2 separate regions of the Homo sapiens genome follow, and region 2 is linked to region 1. Evidence: read pairs that join two places in POLR2A ChIA-PET (ENCODE). Cell type or tissue: GM12878. All regions are shown on one strand. Each heading gives the region's core, and the rest is flanking DNA. Links, peaks and the distances in the headings are about the cores only. Region 1 overlaps CYB5B (cytochrome b5 type B). Region 2 overlaps SNTB2 (syntrophin beta 2).

Region 1 (5,387 bases), core at 307-5,306:
AGATATATATATGCATATTTATACCCATGCATAAAATCTCTCTGAAAATGGTGAAAGAACCTAGTGGCTGGGAGATAGGGTAGAAGGAAGACTTCACCACATACTCTTCTGAAAAAAAATTTTTTTTTTTTGAGATGGAGTTTCGCTCTTGTTGCCCAGGCTGAAGTGCAATGGCACAATCTCAGCTCACCGCAACCTCTGCCACCCGGGTTCAAGCGATTCTCCTGCCTCAGCCTCCCAAGTAGCTGGGATTACAGGCATGCGCCACCATGCCCAGCTAATTTTGTATTTTTAATAGAGACGGGGTTTTTCTCCATGTTGGTCTCGAACTCCCAATCTCAGGTGATCCACCAGCCTCGGCCTCCCAAAGTGCTGGGATTAAAGGTATGAGCCACCATGCCCAGCCTCTGAAACTGTTTTACCAAATAAAGCATTACTTACTCAGAAAATTAACCATTTTGTAAAATTATATTTAGCACAGTCCTTGACTTAAATACTCAAAAAACATTTACTTAAATTAGCAAATTTAGAATTTATATTATTTAATATATCAAAATTTGTATTTTTGAAATATTAATGCTTTTTACTTTTTATAACAACCATTTCAGCAGGAATAAATTATCATTCCTATTTTAAATAAATGTTAATTCAATTGAAGTATAAAAACTGTAAGTGTTACTTCCCAGTCATAGTCACCAGCCTATGAGCTCCCTGAGGATAAGGATAACTTCTATTTTTATCTCCTAAAAGGTCTCCACCCAGTGAGTGGGTCTCACATCCCAGTATTTAAGAATGCTATTTTACAGCAAGAGTAAGACAGCCACGATTCACTTGTTATTATATCTGAAACTCTCAGGTTATTATATGTGAAACTGTTCTTTGTTGTGGAACTAAGTCATCAGTTCTGGAATTATGTCCCAATTTGTTCTATACACCTAAACTATGGATGATATTTTTTCCTTTTGACACAACCCAACTATTGTGTTGCCTTTCAGAGTAAAAGGACAATAAAACTCCTTCATAGATTACAACATTTCAGGGAATGACTGAATTTTTGACTTGCTACACAGTTCTTTCTACAAGTACTTTCACTTTCATCAGTCTCTCACCACTTATAAACAAGAGAAAGCACAACACTTTTTTAAAATATTAAGTAAAAGTTATATATTCGCTGTGGTAAATTTGGAAAAAAGAATAATCAACTAGAGTCCTGGAACAGAAATAAGTCCAGTTAACAATTTGGTGCATAAAACTTCATTTTTCCTGTGTATTCTTTCAATCATTTCAGCCATTAGTCTACAATTTTTTATTGAATCCTTACTATTTTGTGTGGTAGGCAGTGATAAATAAAAGTTTTTTGTGTTCTCACAAAGTGAATTCATGTAGTACATAATGTTTTGTAGCCTGCTTCTTTTTTTTTTTCACTGAAGCAAGTGGGGGTCAGAGTGATCAAACAAAATTCTACGGTTTAATAACTTTCACTCTAAAATATGGTCTTAATAGAGATGGCTTAGAACAAGCAAAAAGACGTCAGGGAGCTTTTGGTTTCTGTTTAGAACTCTATAGTCTCCAGATAGAGTTAGCGAAAATCAAATGGATGCAGGGCTGCCATGGGCCACTGGCAGCCCAGCTGGAGGAGTTGGAATCACTGCACTAGGCCCGAGGCTATAGCAGGGTCCTGGCCAGTCTTAGGCCAAGATAATGCCCAGGCTGAGGAGCATACGAAGGCCTCGACGAAAACCCAAAGAGCCCCGGCACCCCAGGAGAAGCCAGACCAGCTCTCAGTGAAGACAGAGGGTAGGAGCTACTGTCCAACTCCAGCGTCAGCCACTGGATGGTCCCGCCCATGTTTATCATCTGCTTCTTCTCAGATATGATCTGCCACTACATGTTCATCCTGGTACAGAGCGACAAGAAGCTCACCCAGGAGCAAGTATCTGACAGTTAAGTCCTAATTTGAAGCAGAGCCTTCAGTGAAAATGGAAATTACATTCCCAAAAAGTCTTTTTCTTGACATGAGAATATTACATCAACAACCCAGAGGATAAAAATATCACCACTTCCTCCCACTATGCTCTCAGGCATGATGAAAGGAAATATAACAAACGTCATCCCTATGATTCTTACTTGTGAATGGATCAACATTGACATACTCAGGCATTGTTGCAACCAAGGTCCTATTTCCACTGACCCTCTGTTTTTTGTTGTTGTTGTTTGTTTGTTTGTTTGTTTTGAGACGGAGTCTCACTCTGTTGCCCAGGCTGGAATGCAGTAGCACAATCTCGGCTCACTGCAACCTCTGCCTCCCAAGTTCAAGCGATTCTCCTGCCTCAGCCTCCCAGGTAGCTGGGACTACAGGTGCCTGCCACCATGCCCAGCTAATTTTTGTGTTTTTAGTAGAGACAAGGTTTCACCACGTTGGCCAGGCTGGTCTCGAACTCCTGACCTCAGGTGATTCACCCGCCTCGGCCTCCTAAAGTGCTGGGATTACAGGCATGAGCCACTGCACCCGGCCGACCCTCTGGTTTTAAGCCTATGCTGCAGCAAGTTATCAAACTACTCACATTAGATCCACCCTGAATGAGCTCTGCATCCTGGTATTTCCTCAACGTATTTGGGCTTCAGAGAATTTACTGTGATTCTAGGCCAAGATAATGGCAACTGACCAATAAGAAATGAGGCAGGAGCAGATGACCAGAGCAGCCATGGCCATGCCCACAGAAACCAGCAAAGCTTCCAAGACAAAGTAGAAAGTTCTGGAGCTGATGGGTCACCAGTGGACACCAGATGATGTCAAAGAGCTCATGGGCAAAGGCCTTCACTTTGAAGTTATGTTCAAAAAGGAGTTACAAGACCAAGTGCCATGGCTCACGCCTGTAATCCCAACACTTTGGGAGGCTGAAGAGGGCGGATCACTTGAGGCCAGGAGTTTGAGACCAGCCTGGCCAACGTGGTGAAACCCTGTCTCTACTAAAAGTACAAAAATTAGCTGGGTATGCTGGCGCTCACCTGTAATCCCAACTATTCGGGAAAACCACTTGAACCCGGGAGGCGAAGTTTTCAGTGAGCCACAATCGCACCACTGCACTCCAGCCTGGGCAATACAGTGAAGCTCTGTCACAAAAAAAATTTTTAAAAAAGCCTCTATTTTTTGAAGACCAAGTAGTAAAAATTAGCTCTGCCAGAACTTGGAGTAGTCCTTAACCTGCTAACTTGTGTTTGAGCTAGAGACTCTCAGAATTTAAAAAAAAAAAAAAAAAAAGGATAGCTAGGCACAGTGGCTCACACCTGTATTCCCAACACTTTGGGAGGCCAAGGCAGGAAGATTGCTTGAGGCCAGGAATTCAAGACCAACCTGGGCAACCAAGCAAGACCTTGTTCTCCACAAAAAAAATTTTAAAAATTAAAAAATTATCCAGGCATGGTGGCCTGTAGTCCTGGCTACTCAGGAAGCTGAATTAGGAGGATCATCCAGAAGCCAAGGAATTCGAGGCATGGCGCCACTGCACTGCAGCCTGGGCAACGGAGACCCTGTCACTAAAAAAATTAAAAATACATAAATATTAAAAAGTAAAAAATAATAATTTAAAAAGAAAGATATATGAGCCGCTGAGCATGCAGCAAGGATCATTCTTATCTGAGCCAGGTTTCCCTTTATGCCTGAAACTAGAAAAAATGCAGTGTGTGTGCTGGATGATTTACAGGGAAAGAGCCATTTAAAAAATGTTTTACATTTTCCTTCTGGTGACTCTAGAAATGAGAGGCAGAGAAAGGGGAAAACTTAAGCTAGCCAAAATATAAACATTTACCAAAAATTCAATCTTTGAAAAAGCATTATTATTTTCTGAAAGATTTCATGTAAACAAAGAAAGAAAAAGCATTATTAATTATAACTAATTATTATATGCAGTCTGACTTTTAATCACAGTAAGCTCCTATTTTGAGATCCAAGCACCCTGCATTTTTATATTTAATTGTTAGTATTTTTATAACTTTCTTTACAAAAGTAATAATTTTCATTACCAAAAATTTAGAAACTATAGATAAGCAAAATGAATCTCCCTGTATTGTTCATTCTGAGCCTACAGGATGACATGAAGAGCAAATACGTGAAAACTTCATTCACACAAACTCTTTTCAGACAGATTATCCAGGGCCAGGAAAAGTAGCAAACCTTCTATATATTTTAATACTATCCAGGGAAAATTAGTGACCCTGACATACTGCCAGATCTATTTCCCATCTAGGGAACTTTCAGGATCATCAAAGACAGGTTAAGTAATGGGAAGTTCTTGATCTAGAGTTGAGAATATTATCAAACCCACTGAAAAAAAATGAGTTTCTATACTGTATATGTCCAGTCAGTTGAACTAAAAACCCCAGATATTCTAGATAAGAGTTTACATAACTTTTTAAGAAGGCAGAGAGATCAACTGCTGGCAGACATCTAGGTGAGGGTTGCACAGGAATTTTTCTGTCTGGAATAAATGTCCAGGGAAGTGGCAGGGTACCATTTCTGTATCAACAGGTAGATGAAATTTGCATAATGAGCACTGTAATCAAGAAGAAATGACTCTTGACTACAAATTAAACCATCTCGCTTTCTCTTTAAGAAATAAATCAAAGAGAAGTAAGGACAGTCGTGGTGGCTCACGCCTATAATCCCAGCACTTTGGGAGGCTGAGGCGGGCGGATCACGAGGTCAGGAGACCGAGACCATCCTGGCCAACATGGTGAAACCCTGTCTGTACTAAAAATACAAAAAATTAGCTGGATGTGGTGGCATGTGCCTGTAAGTCCCAGCTACTCAGGAGGCTGAGGCAGGAAAATCACTTGAACGCGGGAGGCGGAGGTTGCAGTGAGCTGAGATTGTGCCACTGCACTCCAGCCTGGGCAACAGAGCAAGACTCCATCTCAAAAAAAAAAAAAAAAAAGAGAGAAGTAAAACTGGGAAATCAGAATAATATCTGTGGACTGATTAATGTCAATATCCTGGTTGTGATACCATACTAAAGTCTTGCAAAATGTTACAAATGAGAGAAGAGTACAAAGGATCTCTATCATTTCTTACAACTACATATGAATCTACAATTATCTCAATAAAAATTTCCATTAAAAAATCAAATGAAGGCCAGGCACGGCGGCGCAGGCCTGTAATCCCAGCAGTTTGGGAGGCCAAGGTGGAAGGATCGCTTGAGCCTGGGAGTTCATGACCATCCTGGACAACATAGTGAGACACTATCTCTTTAAAAAAAAAAAAATCAAATGAGATCCCCTAATATATACTAAAGAGAAATGTGTAATAGATATATGTATTTACACACACACACACACACACACACGCAACACACACGGCCATAGCAGCATTATTCATTACAGTCCCAAAC
Region 2 (5,387 bases), core at 291-5,290, 240 kb after region 1:
TAACTACCATACTATTTTCCATTATAAACTAAGAATGTATGTTTGTTCAAAGTAATGCCTACTAACTAGGGACATGTGAGGAGTTACTCCTTGTTTTCTTTATAAGCCTTAAGATGAAAGTTAGGAAGCACATGAACAATGAGAAAGCCTCCAAGTCAGAGAACAGAGGAGACAGGGCCAGAAACTCTAGCCCCTTCATTAAACAGTAAGTGACTGCAAAGAAGTTTGCCTCAGTCACGGTTAAATGTGAAGGGATAACTGAAAGGCTGGGGACAAAAAGGTACAGCTAAACATCACAGACACTCAGGTAATGGCTGAAATTATAGGTGCAGATGAGCTAAACATCAGGTGTAAACAAGGAGAATGAGTCAGGGCCCTATCAGCTTGTGTTGCTTCACTGGTCTGCTCCTAAACTAAGCAGCATTCGTTTCTCCAGACATGCAGACTGATATCCTGAAGCAATTTTCCATCCAGGTATGAAGCACAGAAGAAGAGGACAATTAACAATTTTAGAGGCACTCAAAAAAAATAATAATAATACTATTGAATTCTCATGTTTTAACCAAACTCAAAATTATTACCCTCCAAATACGAAATCTAAAATAACTATTCAAACTCTTTTTTCTGACAATCTGAGAATAATTTCTCAAACATTTTTGGTTTTTTGGTTTGCTCTGGGCTTTTTGTTTTGTTTTCTGAGAAGTATTGTTGACAATAATCTAACAAAATTAACATTCCTTTCAGCTGTACACTGTATCCAAACCTGGCTAACACCCAATGATTTAGCAACGTTACCCACCCTCAATTTTAAACACACATCTCTTTCATAAAGAATTTTAGATTTCTTCAAATGGATAAAATACCTTACTAAGCAGTATTAAAGGATTTTATGTCCCCGCCTCCCTAATCCTTTCCATTTTGCTATGTTTTTTCCTATTCAGCACCACATCAACATCACATAAATAAGTTGGCCTGCTGCTTTAAATACAGATCTACATTTAAGAGAGTTTTACAAGTTATAAGATGGCAACTTTTTGGCTTAGTGCATTCTCTCCCATTTATTGGTGTTAATGAGGAGTCCTTCTAGTTCAGTGACATTAATACTATTTCAATGCTAGCAATATACAAGGTGCTTAAATAAAAGGTAAAGAAGCCATCAAAATCCATTAAATAAGCATCTGTTCACATGTAATATTTATTATTTCAGGTGGTAACTTTTAAGCCAGGATGCTGTTTTCCTATGGCTTTCCTGAATGTTCTGCTTTCAAACCAGGCCCCTGGAGGCCCTGAAAGTGTGATGAGGAGTAATTATTTTAAAAAGCAGAGAAATGACTCGATTTGTCTGAGTTTTCAGTGACATATAAACGAATTGGCTGCAGCAACTCGGTAAAGTGTTTGGTAAAAGTTACAGAGCAGTCTTCTGCCATTACCCCACAAGAAGAAAATAATGAGGATCTCTCAACTTTATCAGTCAGGTGAGGGTAAAGTAAAAGCAAACAAAAATAGAGTCAATATACAAACATTACTTCAAGATGGATCACAGGGCCAGACTCGGTGGCTCACACCTGTAATCCCAGAAATTTGGGAAGCCAAGGCTGGAGGATGACTTGAGCTTAGGAGTTCAAGACCAGCCTGGACATTGTAGCAAGACCCCCATCTCTATTTAAAAACAAAACAAAAATAAAATAAATAAACGAAACAAAACATAGTACAATATAATGAAAACTCATGTACTCAATTTTATCACTGTTAACATTCTCAGTTTCACTAACAAAAAACCCCCATGAACCTCTCCTTGACGCCATTTATCTTCCTCCTGCTCTAGCAGTTATATCCTAAATTTGATGTATCACGAATGTGTTGTTTTTCTTGTATTTCAACCCATGGGCCTGAAAAATAAAGCATATTCCAAAAGCATTCATACCTGTAATCTGATGTGTATTCCACCCTTCTAGTGGAAGGATGGTACAGTCTGGAGGAGTAGAATGCCTGACAGAAAAATAATTTCATACTAGCGTGCTGATGCTAAGAAATAGGTATTACATTTCTGTAAAAGAAATTGATTCCCCATTTTGTCAAAATACGCCTAATATCTAAATTCCTAAACTCACTGTAAGCAAATGTGCTTGACAACAATGGCCAACACAAATAAGTATATTTATGTTAAAAATGTCCCCCTCCTTTGGGAGGCCGAGGCAGGCGGATCACGAGGTCAGGAGATTGAGACCATCCTGGCTAACACGGTGAAACCCCATCTCTACTAAAAATACAAAAAATTAGCTGGGTGTGGTGGCACGCATCTGTAGTCCTAGCTACTCAAGAGGCTGCGGCAGGAGAATCGCTTGAACCCGGGAGATGGAGGTTGCGGTGAGCTGAGATCGTGCCACTGCACTCCAGCCTGGGCGACAGAGGGAGATTCTGTCTCAAAAAAAAAAAGTCTCTGTCTTCCCAGTAATAGCATGGATCTAAAATAAAACATTTTTTAAAAGTCCCCCTTTCTCCTGATTTTTCACACTAAAAAGTGGAAGGAATTATTTGGCATCTAAGTCTTAAACTTTGGCCTTTTTTTTCAATTTTCATTAAGATTGCAAATCTTCATTATGAGAGTCTTGCCCATTCACTAAAGAACAAATGAAGACACCTCAAGGTACACAATAATCAGTGACAAAATTAACTGCAATCTAGATTGCTCAATATTTCTCTCTTTGCTAAGTGATTCATCTGCGCTTAAGAGAAAAAGATCGCCTTTTTTTTTTTTTTTTGAGGCAGTGTTTCACTCTGTTGTCCAGACCTGGAGTGCAGTGGTGCAATCATGGCTCACCAAAGCGTCCACCTCCCAGGCTCAAGTGATCCTCCCACCTCAACCTCCCAACTAGCTGGGACTACAGGCGTGAGCCACTGCGCCAGGCCAACATCGCTTTAATTAATGCTGCCTGTGTAGATTTGAAGGCGATTAGCTGCTAGTTAAAATGAAAGGTGGAAGAGCAAAAGCCGATTTATCTGCAAATCTACAACATAAAATATTTTATCTGGCACTTCACATCTTTAGCACAACAAATGAAGCTCACAATAAGGTATTGTAAATCTTGAGGTTCCATCTGAATCATCAAACTAAGATTCAATTATAGCTAAAATATTTTTAGTGTTAAAAATCATTATTATAGGCCAGGCGTGGTGGCTCACGCCTGTAATCCCAGCACTTTGGCAGGCTAAGGCGGGTGAATCACCTGAAGTCAGGAGTTCAAGACCTACCTAACCAACACGGAGAAACCCATCTCTACTAAAAATACAAAATTAGCTGGACATGGTGGCGTGCGCCTGTAATCCCAGCTACTCGGGAGGCTGAGGCAGGAGAATCACTTGAGCCTGGGAGGCAGAGGTTGCAGTGAGCCGAGATCGTGCCATTGCACTCCAGCCCGAGCAACAAGAGTGAAACTGTCTCAAAAAAAAAAAAAAAAAAACATTATTATATTCTAAATCTCTGACAATCCATGCATTTGCGTACAGTCAGTTCATATTAACTCTTCATTCTCTATTTCATATTTAGAATTGTAAAATATGAGCTGGAAGGGATCTTATTTTTAATAGGTAAGAAACATACTGCTTATAATGCTGAAATTATTTTTTGCCAAGGTCACACAAAGTTAACAGCCATCCGAAATGTTTTGCTGTATTTTTTCCCAAGAAAAATCAGGTAATTTTTGTAACTACATCCAGATGTTTGGAGATGTCTTAACAATCTCAAAGATTTCTTTTCAGACCCAAGCACAGAAGAAGTAGGAGAGGATATGAGAAATAAAGAGAATAATGGGAGGAAACATGTAAGTGGTAGAGGAATAAGAATGGACTACATCTTCCTACCAACCACACACAAACTCCTTAAAGAGAAGCAGAGGCAGAACGTGCAATGAAGACATTTCTCTTGTCAAAAATACACATGTGAAAAATAGGCCAGGCATGAGGACTCACATCTGTAATCCCAGCACTTTGGGAGGCCGAGGCTGGTGGATTGCCTGAGCTCAAGAGTTCAAGACCAGCCTGGGCGACATGGCGAAACCCTGTCTTACCAAAAGTACAAAAAACTAGCTGGGCGTGGTGGTGTAGGACTGTAGTCCCAGCTACTCAGGAGGCTGAGGCAGGAGAATCGCTTGAACCCGCGAGGTGGAGGTTGCAGTGAGCTGAGATTGCCACTGCACTCCAGCCTAGGCGACAGAGCGAGGCTCTGTTCCCCTACCCCCCAAAAAAAAAAAAAAAAAAAATCAACTCTGTTACATTGTAAAGGACAACAGAGATCAATATCAAAACATCTCTGGTGAAGAATGGTTTCCAGAATTCACTTTAGTCTTTCATTGCTGTTTTTAGCAGAATTTGTATTTGCCCAGAGCCAGTTTAATTTTTTCAATTACTTTGTGTTCATTGTAAAAAATATGTATTTTTATCCTAGAATGTAATTAATAATCTTTGAAGAGACAATACAGAATCCATAGTACTCAAAAAAATTATCTACACTACTAGTGGTTTTCTAAAATGTTGCCATCCCTTACTGCAATGAAAACAGAGCTAACAATGTAAATACTTTTACTGGCCAACAATTACAGCAAAATGAGGCAAATCAAAGACATTTAGTGTTCAGTAAAACAGATTTTGTTTCATTTGGGCAAAGATTTACTTGTAAAGATGAATATACTTTGGAGAATGCTACTTTGTTAAAACTGGTGTTTTCCAAAAGTAAAATAACATAGTAATATATCAAAAGTAAAAGCAGTAACAAAAAAGTTTGGCTAGAATAATTACAAAAGAAAAATTAATTTTTACATTACAAAACAGTTTGCAGATAATGAATACAATTATTACAAGATATTTCAGAAGTCAGTTATATTACTAATAAAATATTTAAACTATTTTTAAAAAGGGGTACAGAGCCTTGAAAATGGGCTATTTCATCAAATCTGTTTGCTGAAGTTTGAACATCACTGCTTGTTCCAGTCTTTGCTCTCTAGACATGCCTTTCCCCTCTAAACATGCCCTCCATCCTTCCCACCACCCACACCTATTCCATGTCCCACCCTTCTCTCACTTGACCCAAAATACATTCCTACTACTTGCTCACTTATTCCAAGTTCTCTCAGCATTTGTCTACCACTTATAATGTATGAAATACTTTGGATTCACTTATGTGCAGTTTATTAGTATTTACAAACCCATTTTGGGTACTTCTTAAAAGTAAAATCTTTGGGGCTTACATATTCTATTTCTCTCAGAGTGTCTAACAGAGTGTAGTTATTCAATATGAGTTGATTAATTACATACAGCTTTAGGTCCAGCATGAAAAAAAAAAATGAGGAAAAGACTGAGAGACATTAACTGGATAACCTCCAGATAGATGC

Evidence for each region. Peaks named below come from ENCODE experiments on the same cell type or tissue, not always from the same donor. Only the 100,000 strongest peaks of a DNase experiment are listed, where the experiment ranks them.
Region 2: POLR2A ChIA-PET joins it to region 1 with 8 read pairs; 3 of 35 experiments call an interaction of 5 or more read pairs at or near these places.

Annotation. Positions count from the first base shown.
Region 1 is chr16:69,440,701-69,446,087 of GRCh38, reverse strand. The region is part of intron 1 of CYB5B (cytochrome b5 type B); the gene reads right to left. It also overlaps the pseudogene LOC100420066. Among named protein-coding and RNA genes, the nearest start is that of CYB5B, 19 kb to the right of the region's middle. RefSeq lists enhancers at 1,585-1,844, 1,875-1,954 and a silencer at 2,301-2,583. In GM12878, for the core only: no CTCF peak of the experiment used is centred there; no DNase peak of the experiment used is centred there; H3K4me3 peaks cover 988 bases; H3K27ac peaks cover 1,683 bases.
Region 2 is chr16:69,196,971-69,202,357 of GRCh38, reverse strand. The region is part of intron 1 of SNTB2 (syntrophin beta 2); the gene reads right to left. Among named protein-coding and RNA genes, the nearest start is that of SNTB2, 12 kb to the right of the region's middle. In GM12878, for the core only: no CTCF peak of the experiment used is centred there; no DNase peak of the experiment used is centred there.